2 separate regions of the Mus musculus genome follow, and region 1 is linked to region 2. A link is a loop called in an ENCODE intact Hi-C map of the cell type or tissue named here. Cell type or tissue: heart. All regions are shown on one strand. Each heading gives the region's core, and the rest is flanking DNA. Links, peaks and the distances in the headings are about the cores only. Region 1 has its middle 25 kb from the start of Filip1. Region 2 holds the start of Cox7a2 (cytochrome c oxidase subunit 7A2).

What was found. Peaks named below come from ENCODE experiments on the same cell type or tissue, not always from the same donor. Only the 100,000 strongest peaks of a DNase experiment are listed, where the experiment ranks them.
Region 1: it touches region 2 in a loop (2.7-fold over the local background); 5 of 42 quality-filtered maps call a loop at or near these places.

What each region holds. Positions count from the first base shown.
Region 1 is chr9:80,000,345-80,005,729 of GRCm38, forward strand. It overlaps a transcript of Filip1 not described here and the pseudogene Gm8131. Among named protein-coding and RNA genes, the nearest start is that of Filip1, 25 kb to the left of the region's middle. In heart, for the core only: no CTCF peak of the experiment used is centred there; a DNase peak (open chromatin) is centred at 2,617; H3K27ac peaks cover 322 bases.
Region 2 is chr9:79,757,085-79,762,423 of GRCm38, forward strand. Cox7a2 (cytochrome c oxidase subunit 7A2) reads right to left here and starts at 2,769. Exons shown (of 4, transcript NM_009945.3): 1 at 2,556-2,769; 2 at 1,406-1,495. The coding sequence starts at 2,573. It also overlaps the pseudogene Gm51685. In heart, for the core only: no CTCF peak of the experiment used is centred there; a DNase peak (open chromatin) is centred at 2,727; H3K4me3 peaks cover 2,407 bases; H3K27ac peaks cover 1,805 bases.

The DNA.
Region 1 (5,385 bases), core at 213-5,212, 240 kb after region 2:
TACATTTCCAATGCTATAGCAAAAGTCCCCCATATCCACCCACCCCCACTCCCCTGCCCACCCACTCCCCCTTTTTGGCCCTGGTGTTCCCCTGTACTGGGGCATATAAAGTTTGCCTTAGCATCTTCTAATAGAATTTAAAGACCATGTTCCCAAGAAAACACTCAGTGTCACTCACATTCAGCCCTAGAAACTGAATTCCTCCTGCGATCAGCTCAACTGTGTAATGAGATCTTAAGCTTTGGCTCTTTGAGGTAAAGGACTCTCGTGATCATGTCGGCTTCAGCTGAGTCTGATGGGCATGGGGAGGCTAACACCCAATTGTCTTTAGCCGTGTCCTACGTGGTTCCCAGCCTCACTGATGGCAGATTTTTGTAAGGAACACTGCATCATGCTAAGTCTGAACATGGATGAAGACCAGAGAGTCAGAGAAGCCGGGCATCCGAATGTCTTAAATAGACACACAGTTTAGCTAATATAGTTATAGTCAAATGACGCCTATTTACATAGACTCCTACTAAAACACGGTGTGCAGGTTAGAACTACACACTCACTCAACTAACAAGCAGAAGTAATGACGATGGAACACACTCACCTAACTTAAAGTAGTATACATGCAAATTTCACATGATTGAAAGGACCTAGTCAGTCTCCAGAAACACATCATGATTTTCATCTGTCCAATGAGATATATAAAGATACTTAAACTTTAGTTAAATAATGAATATTTACATACTAAAAAAGCTTTCGCCTTTAAAGTCTGCCTATTCAGCCCTCCATTTAACCTTCTGCAGCATATTCTTATTTAAAATTTTCAAGATTAAGCGCTTTTCCTTGAGGACGGCCACCTGCCCAGCTGAGCCTTAACACCGGTGCTCATTCTGCAGTGATAGCCCAGGAACACATGGGGGAGGGGAGAGCCGAAGTTCTCCGTCTGCTCCACACACTTGATATTTACAAGCAAATGATAGGTCCTGCTGGATTTTCAGGAAAAAAAGAAAAATCCAAAATACTCTGAATACTTCTGGAAAATTAAGGTTATAAGTCATAGAATAGTAACACAGAATTTTTATATCAACAAAGCTGGCTGACGCTCGTGTGTTCCCTCTTCTTCAGCGTGTATGTGAGATACACTATAATAGAGATATAGTTTAATATAAGCAAAAATTATATTTTAATTTTATGCTTTAAAATGATCATCTCAGCTATTTTGTGGTATTATTAATTCAACGTAAGTCTAAAAGATTTTAACTGCCTTAATGAAATTGCAAATTTTCCTTCAATGTATGAAGAAGGTATCTTAAAGTGTGTATTAAAGATTAGGGCCTGTGAGTCTGCTTACTGGGCAAAGGCACCTATGTGCAAACTTGGTGACCTGAGATTGACCCGCAGAATCCACACAAAGGAGAGATGGGCTCCACAGGGCTCTCCTCTGAACTCCACCAAGTGTTCTCCTCCCCGCTGCCCCTCCACTCTCCAAATAAAAAATTGTGTGAGAATAAAAACAATTTTCTTAGAAAACTGGTGTATTCTCATGTTCACAAATTCTCCATATTTTGCAAGGTTGCTGGCTTCTTTGTTGTTTTCTGATTTTTGTTTGTTTGTTTGTTTGTTTGTTTGTTTTCGGGAGGGGTTGTTTTGTTTTGATGCAAGGTTTCTCTATGTTGTCCTGTGTAGTCTGGGATTCCTCCTTCTACTGCCTCCTCAGTACTGGGATTAAGGTATGTTATACCATGTCCAGCTACAATGGTTACTTTTTCATTACACTATTCTTTCACAGTTATTGTCATTCTTCTATCAAGAAGAGGTTTTTCCTTCCTCCTCTTTCCCTTTCTTTTGCTTTTCTTCATTCTTAAAAACAGGATCAATTCAAACTCTCCTCAAATTCCCAACTCTCCGGCCTCAGGCTTCTAAGTACTGAGCTTGCAGGTGGGCCTGTGCCACCTCACCGAGCCTTTCCTTTTGAGTACCACTCTGGTGCCTTTGTGTCTGAAGGGCTATGGTTCTTTGGTATTTGTAGGTTTTGTCCCCCGCCCCTTTTGGAGGGTCTTGCTGTGTAGCACTGGATGATCTACAACTCAGTACGAATACCAGGCTGGCTTCGGATTTGTGGCGATCTTCCTGCCTATGCGTCCGGAGACTGGAATTATAGGCAAGAACCACCAGCCTAGTTTCCCACACTTTAGCCAGCCTCTGTGAAGAAGAAGCCCCCCAGGGACACTTCCAGGGGAGGCGCATCTCAGCCGCACAGCAGTCCTGTCCTCAGTTGCTCTCTGCATGGGGGAGTTCTGACCACTACTGACAGCAGGTCTTAGGCACCGCTTACTGTTATGTTTTCAAGTATCTAGTCTACCATTGCATAATCCCCTTCCCATCCCATTTTCTGCCTGAAAGAGGGCAAAAAGCACGACAGACAACTGATGAAATTTTATTTTCACTTAGATACATTTTAATAATGGATTTTTTCTATATTCGCGTTCATCCACATATGGTTAAAAATTAAGGACTTTTCCAAAAGGAAAAAAAAAAAATAGATTTTTACACCAATGCACACTAGTGCTCTAACCTGAATACATTTGTCCATCCGTGGCTGGTGCTTGCACGCCATCTGGTGGCTACCTTGCTCTCTGCAGCATAGGATTTTATCAGCTATGTCAATGGCCCATCAGCCTGACATAACAAATACCCAATAGAACACCTGCTTAGAGGCTATAGAATGCCAAAACACACAACGTTATTACATGCACAACACATGCTTTGAAATGCATAGATGGTTCCTTTCTACTGTGCTCAATTACTCTCTAATAATGAAAACATTGAAAGTAAAAAATTAAAAAAAAAAAAAAAATCCAGGGGCTGGCGAGATAGCTCAGTTGTTAAGAGCACTGGCTGTTCTTCCAGAGGACCTGGGTTCAGTTCCCAGCACCCTCATGGCAGTCTCACCCAGACATGCAGGCAAAACATCAATGCACATAAAAAACAAATAAAACTTTTAAAAAATAATAACTTTTTTTTTTTTAAAGAAAATCCAAAATGTGGCTATAGCTCAGTTGGTAGCATGCTTGACTATCGTGCATGAAACTCTAGACTTCAATACACAGTAATAACTAAAATGGGACATGGTGGCACACATCAGTAATTCCAGCACTCCAGATTATAAGGATTGTAAATTCAACGTCATGCTGGCTACCTAATGAGTTTGAGGCTGCCGTAGGCAACATGAGACCTGTGTCAAAAAAGAAGAGTCTGGTAGTCCTTGACTAATTTTTAAAAGTTAAGACAGAAACAAATTTCTTCAGGCATTTTCATCGAAATTTTGTTCTTATGTGTGCCCGTCCCACCGCTCTTCCCTGCCCCCACCCCACTCCCTCCCTCCTTTCTTTTGCTAATCTCTCTCCTTTACCCACAGTCTCCTTTCTGCTTTCATGCCACATGCATTCTATTATTCTTTTACCCCCTCCAACCTCCCTTAAGATCTCATCTTCCAGTCGGAGGGCGGCGGGGTTAGCGGGCAGGGGGGTGGCGGGTGCCAGACTGTGGTTGCAGCTCACCTCTGGCTGCTGTGCAAAGGCCTCGTCCTCACCCTCCAGTCCTCACTGTAGCCTACAGGGTCCCGGAGTGGTCCCACTGCTCCAGCACCCCAGGCTCAGTGCCCGCAGACAGCGGGAACCTCAGCAAACACATGTGGACTTGTTACCAGGACATGTCTAGGCTTGGTGCATGACATTCTGCCCCGAAGTCTGCAGCCTCCTTAACCCAGCAGCCATCTACGCCAACCGTGACATCAGTCAGAGTAACTTTGAAGTCTGTGACTCTGACTATGACTGCACACTGACGCAATATGCGGATGTGGTTCACCCTGAGGTCGTCAGTGTCTCCCGGAACATCCTGATAGATCCCCTGCGAGGATCCGGAAGAATGACAAGGACCCCAGCTTTGACATCCTTGGCCTTTCCACTTTGACACTCAGAAGAGTTCTCTGATGAAAATTGATGCTTTTCATTATGTACAATTGGAAAGAGCCTATAGGGACCTCCATCCTGAGCTGGATGAAGTGACTGACCTTAGACGGTGGCACCCAGCATTTGCCACTATAACAGATGCGCGGCTTTACGGCAAGGGCCCATCCATCAAGCAACTCATGGACATCTCACTACCAGAGATGCCACTGCTGTCCTGTATGGTAAACTACTTTCTGAGCCACGGCCTGGAGTTTGACCAAATTCACCTGCCTCTACAAGAATGTGAGAGATGGCACCCAGAATGTGCAAGGTCTTCTGTACCCACGGATTGAGCGAGGCACGGCAAAGTACATCCTGAGAGGGGATGAAACATTTGCAGATCTGAGCTGCATGGTAGCCGTGTAAAAACAGCTGTTCCTCATCACGAAAAGTCCCTTCAACTTTGTAGACAACGGCACGCGGTACTTGCTAGGTCCCGATTGGCCCCAACTCTTCGATGTAGTCATCATGCAGGCAGACAAGCCCAGCTTTTTCGCTGACTGGCAGAATATTTTTGGAAAGCCTTATGAGAAGGGATCCCTCCCCTGGGACTGTGTCATTTGCCTGGAAAAGGGCAACATCTATCTTCAGGGAAACCTTTTGACTTTCTTTGTCTGACAGAACGGCAAGTGCTGCGTGTGTTCAAGTTTGATGACTACCTCTACAGTAACATAGCAGATCTCACGCTGCGACCTGGCAGGCACCCAGGAGCCTTCATCTCTGAGGTAGAGCGTGAGATCTGCATCATCAACACACAACAGTACGTGCACTTGTTGGCCACAGGTGCTCACTGGATAACCAGAGCTGGTGCAAACTTGCAGGATGCGGAGTCAGTCGCGGCAGGTTCTGGCTGTCTGGATGAAGGAGCCGCAAGAATCAAGATGCATCACCCTATTCAACGCTCGGTTTGTGAGCGTCTCCCGCACCTTCCATAACCCACTTCTCCAGGAACCACGTATGCTTCTCTGACCCGCGCATGGCCTCCCTCAGCTGTTTGCTCACTACCGTGTGTTCACTTTCTGCCCATGCCGCATATCCCTACAGCCTGAGGCGCGCCTCTAGATGGACCAGCTCTGCATTGGCTACATGAAGACACCCATTCTTGATGGAAAACGGTCCACATCCACTGTCTTGGACAGATCATTCCTTTTAGCCTCAGCCGCCTTGACAAGCATCAAAAGTAGTCTCTTAAAAAAAAATCTCATTTTCCTCTCCCATGGTCCACTTCAAGTTTCATATCTCTCTGTCTCTGTCTCTCTCTCTTTCCCTCTCCCTCTCTTTCTCTTTCTCTCTCTCTGTGTGAGTGTGTGTGTGCCTCTTTCTCCATATAAGACACACCCACTTCACAGAAAATGTATTTATTACTCTGAGTGTTAGCTCATTG
Region 2 (5,339 bases), core at 1-5,000:
AATTCTTTTACCTTATATGTACTAATATACAAAACGGCACTGTGCTATGTAATGATGTTAGACATTTATACTCTGTTTTAATTCTCTCTTCAATGAGTACATAATATTCTATCGGGAAAAAAAGAATGTCTGAACTACATTACTCAACCCTCCAATAATTTATAGGTTGGGTTAAAATCCTTTTTCAAGTTCCTTATGCTCATGCACAGAGTCTACACAAGTATCTGAGAGAAGGCTTCTTAACTAATAGACTTGTTTACAGTATTTCCAGTACCAGCTAAACTTCTGTCTCTAATGCATACACTGCTCAGCTTGTAAAAAGCCTGTGACTGATGCTATCTTTCTCCCATACCTGGCAAACATTCTATTTTAAATATTTCTACTTATATGGCAAGGAGTGAGGTTACCACTCATTTCTGTTTGCTCTGAAAAGACTGCTCCAATAACTGCCAGAGAAGCTACAGTTTTGGTTTTTTTGTTTGTTTGTTTTTTTGATTCTAAGAACATTTAAAGTCAGGGCAGAATAGCCTTAAATCTACAAAACCGAAAAGATAATGACAGGGTCACAACCATCTCTTGGTGACACTGACACGGTCAAGCTGGTATATAAAAAATTTGTGTCCAGAAAGGGGCTTCATAGCTTTGAAGGCAAGAGCACATGGCAGAACTTCTGTTCCACCAGTGCATGGGGCCAGCAGTGGTCCTCCATCTCGATAGCCAGAGAAATCATATTCTGTCCCCATGAAATGGCATTCTCCAAACCTCTGCAGCTTCCAATCCACTAGCTAGGATGCAGGAGTTAGGGCAGGAGCAGAATACAAGGCTAACTAAGTGTCAGTCAGAACTGCAATGCCTGCCACATTCCACAGAAATCTTCATCTCGCGCCCTGACAGCTATAGTGAGATCATACATTTCTTACAAATCTGCAATTCTTTGAGTACCAGTGACACAACCATACCTAAGCTGCACATCTGTTTCTTCTCCTTCAGCAATAAAGCGTGTATTTTTAGATCTTGGTTGTTCTCCTGGGGGGGGGGGGTGTCTTTTGATGTTTCCTTAGAAGCCTTCCCCACTTAAAATTATTTACTGTACTCTTCCCTGCAGGTATGCTACACCCTGTAACAATTCCTGCTTATTTTTTGTTTCTGGACTCTTTTTTATGGTTTATGCAATTATTCCCCCAAAGATTACCAATTCATCAAATCACACACACAATTCACTGGCTTCTGCATTTTTCCCACCTCCCTGAGCACCTCTTAGACACAGCAAATAATCCTCCTTACGATAAAAAAAAAAAAAAAAAAAAAAAAAAAACCTTGAGAGCCTCTAAGAAGCAGATCCTCTGGACTTACTCTACCGTGCCAGCTCTGTTACAATTAACAATCACATAGAACACTTCAGTACCTGAAACAGCTTTTGTTTCTCTGGAACCTTGTTTTCAAAATGCCTTCGTGAAGTGGTGCTGATGGTCCTCTGGGCAATCTGACGAAGGGCCTGAAACAGAAAATTCACATGCATCGAACAAGACCTAAGAGTCCAAAGAAACCTGTAAAGGCAACTTCCAACCCTTCACACTGAAAGGAAGCTGAGATTTAAAGCATTATCGAACTTGTCAGTACTATCCAAGACTAGCATCCAGATTTTCTACATGTTGTCTATTCTCTGCTCTGTGCTTCATGTTACATATCATAGTCTTCAGAAACCATGACCTATATATAACCTGTGCCTGAAATTAATCAGTAGTATTTTATAGAACAAAACATGCTGATATACAGAAAAATAAATGATATAGACATCTTATAAGTTCTAACATTTTCATTTAATATTTGCCTATGTCAAAAATCTATTCCTGGCAGGGTAGTGGAGGCTCAAGACTTTAATCGCAGCACTAGGGAGGCAGAGGCCATGCTAGTCTACAGATTTAGTTCCAGGATAGCCAAGGCACTGAAAAATTACTTTGCAGTGGAGGGCACATGCTAGAACACTCCTGGACATCTAAGAAAAATGTAATTGGTGTTAAGTCTTAATTGTGTTAAACGATTACAAAATAAAATCAAAACACACCTTTTTAAATTTTGGAGAAATATTCACCAAGTGTTAAAGGTAATTCTGAATCGTCATTACACTTCAATCATGAAACCCATTAAATCCCAACTAAAACTGTACAATTTAGTTCTTTGGCTTACTTCTTTGAATCAGGTAAAATTTTATCTTTTCACTATGATACAAAACAAAATGACAACAAAAAGCCACCTTCCACCTAGGTTTTCCAGGTGTCCAAGATCCCCCCACTGGAGCCTACGTCAGAGCTACAGTCATAGCCATAAGCAACGGTAAGCTGTAGTGACCAAGAACCAAATGCGATCCTGCTCTTCCCTCTACGACTACCCAGAAACAGCCAGGGGCGAGTGGACGGAAGGTCAGGGAAAAGGACGCGCGGCCAAGGTGACTCCGGCTGCTGTCTTCTGCCACATTTCCAGCACGCCTTTCTGTCAGGATGCCTGACCCTCCGCCCCGACACTCCAGTACCAGCCAAACCCCCAAAGCTACCTACCAGCAGATTCCGCAACATCTTGGCTCGGTTGTTACCCACCAACCGCGACTACTGAACGCCAAAAATCGAAAGCCACCAGACCGGAAACGGAACTCCCTCCTAGCGCTGCGCGCGCGTCGAGCAAGAGGGCTCGTTCCGGGAAGAGGAGGGGCTCGCGCTCCCGACCATAGAGAGCGGAAGGCGAGCCAGAGCGACTTCTCGCAGCGGCCCGTCTAGCCTCCGGACCTCCGAAGCTATCCTTACCACTTGGCTCCGCCCTGCCGCGCCTGCCGCCGGACCCAGAATCACAATGGAAAGCAAACGCCACCCGCAATGGAGAGGCGTGAAGTCTTGCAGCCCTCTTCATACGCTCTGGTGAAGTCAGTGGACAACCAGACTACCCGGAAAGTAGCTTGTCTTGTGAGAAGGCTTTGAGCCATTGTTTACAGTCTGAAGGAACAATGGATGTCAAAGCTACGTCGTACAAGCTTAAATATTCAAAAGCTCCTCTTAATACGGATAGAGTCCAGTTTTAGGGTTTGTCTTCCACAGATGAAAGTGGGAGGCGTTAGTCTTTGTGCTGAGATCATATAGGAACGACCGATGTTGGCATCCACAGGTATGCCAACCTGTGGATCTTCTGCTAAACTCCTTGTGCTGGAAGCTCTTCCTGTGTCCCCAGACTGGAACTGGCTGACTTCGTTATTGAGTCTGGGAAAACGCTGAAAAGAGGGGAATACATTTTTAAATCCACGTTCAACACAAATATCGACTGTGTCGTGCTTTCTCAGATCCGCAGCACATTTCACTCCTGGATGGAGCTGTCAGAAGTGCGCGTATTTTACAGATAGGCTGTTAGCATTTTGCATCAGTCTTGCATAACTATTCCTCCTTACAACTGCCTTTATTCTTCTGCACACTAATGTACAAGTAAAAATAATCTACTCAACAATACAAATGTCTTTCCACCCTTTTGCAAACTCAGAAACGACTTCATTGCCATTTCAGGTAAAAGCTAATGATAAACGGGTTCCACAGTGTTGCGTGAATAAAAACTGGTAATGCTTAATTCCTTCAAATCTTGGGGTACTTTTTTCTTCATAACCTACTGTACCCCCAACACAGTCTAAATTTTCTTCCTTACCAAGTTTATAAACACCCATTATAACTGACTTTTTTTCTACCACCTCTTAATTATTCAATGTACCATCGAGCATAATTACCAACAGCTGGGGATGGGGAGTTTTGTTTTTTTTTTTTTTTTGTTTTGTTTTTTACATTTATTGTCTGTAATTGGAATTCGTTAAAGTTTGTGCTGCTGTCGCTGTTTCACCACAGGATATAAGTTTTCCCAGAACCGACTGTATACTTACCATTCCCCTAACACTAATAAAAATGGGCCTACTAGGGGGGCTGGTGAGATGGCTCAACGGGTAAGAGCGCTGACTGCTCTTCTGAAGGTCCTAAGTTCAAATCCCAGCAACCACATGGTGGCTCACAACCACCCATAATGAGATCTGATTACCTCTTCTGGTGTGTCTGAAGTCAGCTACTTACATATAATAATAAGTAAATCTTAGAAAAAAATAGGCCTACTAACCAACACTAAGTGCATACTGTTTGACATTCCTAGGAATAGTGACTGTCCAAGAAGAACCAAGAGTTTACATTAAAACTACCTATAACAGCGTTGTCACTTAGGGCAGTACAATTTTCTCTTTACTGGACCACTCCATCTACAGACACATTCCATTTTAAAAAGGAAAGGACACATATGAAACAAAACAGTGTTTCTATCCCATTCTCTCCAGAATAAAAGCAGACTTCTGCAACTTGTGTGCCCCTCCTTTTGTGTTAGTCTTTTCCAAAATCACTTCTTAGGCAAGCTTCTGCATTATCAGCCACGGATATCACAGGTGCTCATTCCCCCAGAGTACATTTTAATTTGGAAATAAACTATCAAGGCAAAGGGAGCAACATGAGTGTGGAATGCGAGCCTTTTAAGGAGGTTTCCACACACCACTCTCCTAAGAGTCCTCTTGCACGTTGATCCTTAGTTTCTGCTTGACTCCTCATCCTACCAACACCAAAATTTCAACATACCTTTCCCTAATTCATACTAAACTATTTATACTTTCATTTTTTAATCTCTTAAAGTCTCTGCAATTTCCCCCAAACATTAACATTTTTCTACCAAACCCTACAATCAAATTCTATCTGTACAACTTCAGAATCTTATCTGACCATTTATGATCTGTAACATCACCACTGCAGGCCAAGCCAGCAACATCTTGTGATTTTATTTCTGCAAAAGTCTTAATTTGTTTCGATCTTCATCTTCTGTCACTGTTGTTTCCCATCATCCAGATTTTAAAAAAAAATGCTTGTTAGAAAAAAAAAGGACTCTGTCTACACACATAAAAATCCATTGAACATAAAAGCAAATGAACAAGAACAAATCATCTAATGTGTTGGCTTCATTCCACAACTCTGTCCGTCCCAGGGCTCTTCACTAACTTGTTTCTGCATTCTTAACTGCCATTACTTGGACAGAAAAATTTGGCTTAAATTTGCCTCAATCGATCAGACTTTATTGATTAATCCTAAATTCACTAGAAATTTACTACCAGGTCTCCGAATTTATCCAATGACATAAACTAACTTTCAAAATGGGCTCCTTTCCAAAACATCAGTTTGGGGTTGTTTGCTTTGTTTTTGGTTGTTGTTGTTGTTCTTGTTCTTTATTACAAAATAGTTCTTTGGAAGAACTGCTGACATGAGATTTAACTCCAAATTTTAAAAGTT